Linked DNA regions of Homo sapiens: region 2 is linked to region 1. Evidence: read pairs that join two places in POLR2A ChIA-PET (ENCODE). Cell type or tissue: A673. All regions are shown on one strand. Each heading gives the region's core, and the rest is flanking DNA. Links, peaks and the distances in the headings are about the cores only. Region 1 has its middle 11 kb from the start of API5. Region 2 has its middle 51 kb from the start of MIR670.

Evidence for each region. Peaks named below come from ENCODE experiments on the same cell type or tissue, not always from the same donor. Only the 100,000 strongest peaks of a DNase experiment are listed, where the experiment ranks them.
Region 2: POLR2A ChIA-PET joins it to region 1 with 11 read pairs; 3 of 35 experiments call an interaction of 5 or more read pairs at or near these places.

What each region holds. Positions count from the first base shown.
Region 1 is chr11:43,299,564-43,302,475 of GRCh38, reverse strand. No RefSeq gene overlaps it. Among named protein-coding and RNA genes, the nearest start is that of API5, 11 kb to the left of the region's middle. In A673, for the core only: no CTCF peak of the experiment used is centred there; no DNase peak of the experiment used is centred there.
Region 2 is chr11:43,507,270-43,510,181 of GRCh38, reverse strand. No RefSeq gene overlaps it. Among named protein-coding and RNA genes, the nearest start is that of MIR670, 51 kb to the left of the region's middle. In A673, for the core only: no CTCF peak of the experiment used is centred there; a DNase peak (open chromatin) is centred at 1,551.

The sequences.
Region 1 (2,912 bases), core at 313-2,812:
TTATTCCTTTTTTTTGAGATGGAGTTTTGCTCTGTCCCCCAGGCTGGAGTGCAGTGGCATGATCTTGGCTCACTGCAACCTCCACCTCCCATGATCAAGCGATTCTCCTACCTCAGCCTCCTGAGTAGCTGGGATTACAGGCACATGTCACCATGCCCAGCTAATTTTTGTATTTTTAGTAGAGATGGGGGTTTCTCCATGTTGGCCATGCCGGTCTCGAACTCCTGACCTCAGGTGATATGCCCACCTTGGCCTCCCAAAGTTCTGGGATTATAGGTATGAGCCACTGTGCCTGGCCTCTGTCAGTAGTTTGTATGCCTTATATTTTGGCTCCATCTTTTGCCTACATTCTGAGAGCTTTTATTTTAAATTTCCGTCTTCCAAGGAGGTCTTTTTAATTCTAACAGAAAAGAGATCATGGCTCTCTGGAAGAAACCAAGAAAGATTTCCAAATTAAGGTCTACCTAGGTCTTAAACCAACTAATGATGATAATCATAGCAGATATACATTAAGTGTTAACTGTGTGCATAATAGCATGTGTGTTACAGTAATAGCTGAACCCTGTGGAATAACTGCTATCTGTCAGGCTTTGTGCTAAGTGCTTTCGATGTTTCAGCTCAAATGATGTTCACAATAACTTAATGTAAGGTTATGTAACTTTATGCGACCCTGTCACCAGGGCCACACAGCTGGTGAGAAGTTCTTGGGTTCATATCCAGGTAGTCTGGCTCTGATGGCTGCACCTCTATCTACTAAACTGCCTGTTATTTAAATATGTTTATTTCTAAGTCAGGTGTGGAGTCTCCCAGTTCCTTATCAAGACACTTCCAACCTCTAATCCAATTTGGGTCTGGCCACGGGAGCTTCACATAATTATGAATAGTATCTACTTCTAGGGTTGTTGTGGGGATTAAATGAAATAATACAGGCTAGTGCTTAGGACAGTGCCTGCCCCATTGTAAGTGCTCAGTGTTCGCTTCCTTCCCTTGTACCATTTTAGGTCTTATTAATTTATATTTCAAGAATGAATGTTCTTTGGTCGCTGTCAGTTACTCTTTGGAGATAAATTTGTTCCCTCTGATTGCATCTCAAATATGGGAAACCAGGGTGTATTAGTTTTCTGTGGCTGCGACAACAAATGATCATACATGTGGTCTCTTTAAACCATTTCATGTTCTCGCAATGCTCTCACAGTTCTTGGGGCCAGAAGTCTGAAATTCAGGTGTTGCTGGCAAGACCACGTTGCTTCCAGAGGCTCTGGGGGAGATTCTGTTTCTTTCCTCTTCCAGCTTCTGGTGGCTGTCAGCATTCCTGGGCTTGTGGTAGCATCACTGTAATCTCTGCATCTGTCTTTACATGGCCTTCTCCTGTGTCTGCTGATTGAGGGCCCCCTCTGTCACAACACCTGGGAACCTAACCTGGGTTCCTAAGCACTAACTAAGAGTAGGGTAAACAACTCACTGGAAAAGTTGAATTGTTTGTCTGAAAACAAGCTGTAAACAGACCACCTACTGAAGAGCAGCTCACCTCCTGCTGGCCTGCTGCCCATTGCAGTGCAGGAGCGCCAGATGTTGCCATTACTGTCCTAGCTACAGAAGAACAGGGGCGAGACAGACAGAGACAAAGAGAGAGAGAGTGAGAGTGAGAGACCACTAGCAGTTAAGAGCACTGGATTAGAAGGGTGACAGAGGGGACCAAAGAAATACTATCCCTGGGACTTTAAGCAAGTTAATAAACTACTCCAAACCTCAGTGTTCCCATTTTAAAATGGAAATAATAATAGTGCCACATCATGGGACTGTTGTGAGGTTAAAATGAGAGCTCCTTGTGCAGAGCCTGTCACATAGTGACTGCCTAATAGTAATGATAGTAAGTACCATGTTTTGAATGTTTTTCTGATGTGCCCCCTGGGTATCCCCACTTTTTTTTTTTTTTTTTTTTTTTTGAGATGGAGTCTAGCTCTGTCACCCAGGCTGGAGTGCAGTGTCGCGATCTTGGCTCACTGCAAGCTCCGCCTCCCGGGTTCACGCCATTCTCCTGCCTCAGCCTCTCCGAGTAGCTGGGACTACAGGCGCCTGCCACCAAGCCCAGCTAATTTTTTGTATTTTTTAGTAAAGACGGGGTTTCACCGTGGTCTCGATCTCCTGACCTCGTGATCTGCCCGCCTTGGCCTCCCAAAGTGCTGGGATTACAAGTGTGAGCCACCGCTCCCAGCCGGGTATCCCTACTTTACAGATGAAATGGGTAAGGCTAAGTAAGACCAAGAAAGACGACCAGGTGTGGTGGCTCATGCCTGTAGTCTCGACACATTGGAAGGCCAAGGAGGGCAAATTGTTGGAGCCCAGGAGTTTGAGACCAGCCTGGGTAACGTTGTGAAACCCCAGTAAGCACCTGTAGTCCCAGCTACTCTGGAGGCTGAGGTGAGAGAATCACCTGAGCTGGGAAGGTTGAGGCTGCAGTGAGCCATGATCACGCCACTGCACTCCAGCCTGGGTGACAGGAGTAAGACCCTGCCCCCTGCCTCAAAAAAGGAAAAAAAAAATCAAGAGAAGAGAGATTATTAGTGGCAGAAATAATAATTATTATTATTTGAGATGGAGTTTCGCTCTGTTGCCCAGGTAGGAGTGCAGTGGCACGATCTTGGCTCACTGAAACCTCCACCTCCTGGGTTCAAGCAATTCTCCTGCCCCAGCCTCCCGAGTAGCTGGGACTACAGACACGCACCACCATGCCCAGCTAATTTTTGTATTTTTAGTAGAGGTAGGGTTTCACTCTGTTGGGCAGGCTGGTCTCGAACTCTTGGCCTCAAGTGATCCACCTGCCTTGGCCTCTTGAAGTGCTGGGATTACAGGCATGAATGATTGTGACCTGCCAAATTATATTATTTTAAATTTTTAAGTTTTGTGGGTAC
Region 2 (2,912 bases), core at 152-2,651, 210 kb before region 1:
CCCATTATCATTACCACCTTAGTTTACAACCTTAGTCCAGGCTCTTGTCTCCACATCTCCAAGCTCAACCTTTTAAAAACAAACATTAATTAGCCACTCTCAAAGACAAATGTAATCATTTCACATCTTCATTTATTTATTTAGCTACATTTATGGAGTACCAGGCACTCTACTAGGTGAGGAAGATGGGATTGTAAATAAGACAGGCCCCAGCCCTCAGGAAGTTTCTGTTCTAGTGAGGCAGACAGCCAACTAGCAGATAAATGCAGCCAAGAAAATGGTTTTGAAGTATTTCTGACGGGCCAGGTGCAGTGGCTCACACCTGTAATCCCTACACTTTGGGAGGTTGAGGTGGGCAGATCACCTGAGGTCAGGAGTTTGAGACCAGCCTGGCCAACGTGGTGAAACCCCATCTCTACTAAAAATACAAAAATTTGCCAGGCACAGTGGCATGTGCCTGTAATCCCAGCTACTCGGGAAGCTGAGGCTGGAGAATCACTTGAACCCAGGAGGCGGAGGTTGCAGTGAGTCGAGATCTTGCCACTGCACGCCAGCCTGGGCGACAGTGAGACTTCGTCTCAAAAAAAAAAAAAAAATTTCTGATGTGTCTTCCTTCTCAATAATTTGCCTCTCCACACCCTCTTTCCTTCTGCAGTATTCCACCATTAAGGCTGAACCATGAAGATGACATTGCAGGGAAGGAGACACACTACCCAGAACCAAGAAGTTCATTGTGAAAGGAAGATGTGCTATTTGGGGGATCCTTCCAGACAGGAGGAGGAAATAGAAAGCACTTCAGGGAGAAGGAAGAGGCCAGGAGTCTGGACAAAGGCCTCTTTGCCAAAGGTGGTGGCAAAGTGCACCATTGGCAGCAGCAGCAGCAGCAGCAGTGATCTTCCTGGGGCAGCCAGACCCACCTTGCTGCAGATGAGGCTAGCGAAGACTGAAGGGTGGCATTGAGAAACTCCCCTCTGGCCCCTTCTCTCTCTCCAATTCCGCTCCTGATCACTCAAATGTGTGTGCTTTACCCTTGGATCCAGATGCCAGTTGAAAAGAAAGACAGGAACAGGAGAATGGGGAAGAAAATCCTGAAGAACTTGACTATTTTTCTTAAAGCAACCACAGTCTGAACTGAACAGTGAATGAGATAATATTTAACCTGAGCTGAAAAGACCCCTATTAAATTGAACCCAGTATCCTGGCCTGGGAGAGAGTCAGAAAAGGGCCTGGAGAACAAAGTTGAATTCAGTTACAGTTCAGTTATGGGAACTGAAACGTAATGACTTTTTACCTTTGCCACAGAAACAATTAAGATCATTATCACTGGAGGCTAGTGCTATCTATTGCAAGGAGATGGATGGGCTGCTGTGACAGGCAGGACTGAGGAAGCCTATTTCAAGTCACATCACGGCCAAGGAGGGCGCCTTGGAGGAGGTGACCCTTGGCTGAGCCTCAAAGGATAAGAAGTAACCCAGAGGAGAGCCAAGGTGAGAGAGTTCCAGGAAGGGGAATTGTGGACCTAACAGCAGGGGTTGGGAGATTGCACCACATGTGTGAGAAACAGGAAATGACAGTGCCAATAAGAAGCAATGATTCAGGGAGGGCATTAGAACCTTTAGAATCTTCCAACATGATTACAACCCTCCACTGCTTAGAACATTTTTAAATGATTCCTCATATGTTCTAAAATAAAGTTCATATTCATCAGCTCCAAGCCCAGGGCCCTTCTATCCTGGCTTCTTGGGGCTCACTTGCACCACTGGGCCTCTTTCCCCATCCATCAGTTCTCCCCAACAGACCCCTGCAGACACCTTGTTCTTCCCACCACTCTGCCTTTCCTTCACCTGGGACGCTGGGCTCCCACTTCCTGACCTGCCTAATCCCCTCCCCTTCCTGTGTTTAAAGACCCAGCTCCTGCCATTTCCTCCAAGAAGTTTCTCTGACCTTCTCAGGTTGAGGGGACCACCCCCTCCTTTGTGCCCCCACCGTTCTTCCTGGGTACAGCCACCATTCCCTCTGCTGTGACTGTTTGCCTATTTTTCTCCCCATGTGACTGCATGCTCCTTGGGGGTAGGGACTGAATCTTATTCATTTTGGCACACTCCGTGTTTTTCTGGTAGGTGGTTGTATATACACTGACATCTCCAAAACCTTTTCTGCCTCCCAGTTCTCTCTTTTGAGCTTTAGACCCATACATCTTCCTGCCCTCCAGATACATTCGTGCAACTGGCCTACAGCAGTGGTTCTGGGGCACAGGTGTGCATCGCAATCACCTGGAGGCCATTCATGCTGCTGCTTCAAGAGACAGTTGTGTGCACCTCTTCCCAACTCCCCGTTTACTGATGCACGTTTAGTGATGTCAGATTGGTAGCTTGAAATCAGCCATGGTGAGATTTGCACCCCAGGAACTGGAAAACACCACCCATCAGGGCTTCTCCCTGTCCCTGGAGGGCCAGTTGCTAAGCATTTGGCAGGACGCCTCTAGCTGGAGGGCTAGACAGTTTATTAAAACCCAGATTGCTGGGCCCACCCACAGATCTCCTGATTAGTCAGGGCCTGAGAATGTGCATTTCTAACCAGTTCCCAGTGATGCTGATGCTGTTGGTCTGGGGACCACAGTTTGAGAACCGTTGGCCTACAGGCACCTCAAAACCATGTTCAGACTTAAAGCCATCATCTTTCCCTCAAACCCACTCCTCCTCCTCCTGTGTTTTATGTTGCAGGGAATGGCAGCACCATCTACCCTGCTTCTGAAGTCAGAAACCTGGGAATCCGTTTGAAGCCTTTGCCTCTTTCAGCCTCTGTGGCTCAGTGATCATCAGGTCCCAGCAACCGTCCTGCATCAACCCTCCTCTCATCCTTCATCTTCTGCCCAGCCCCAGTGCCTGGGCCCTACCTACTTGTGCTTTATC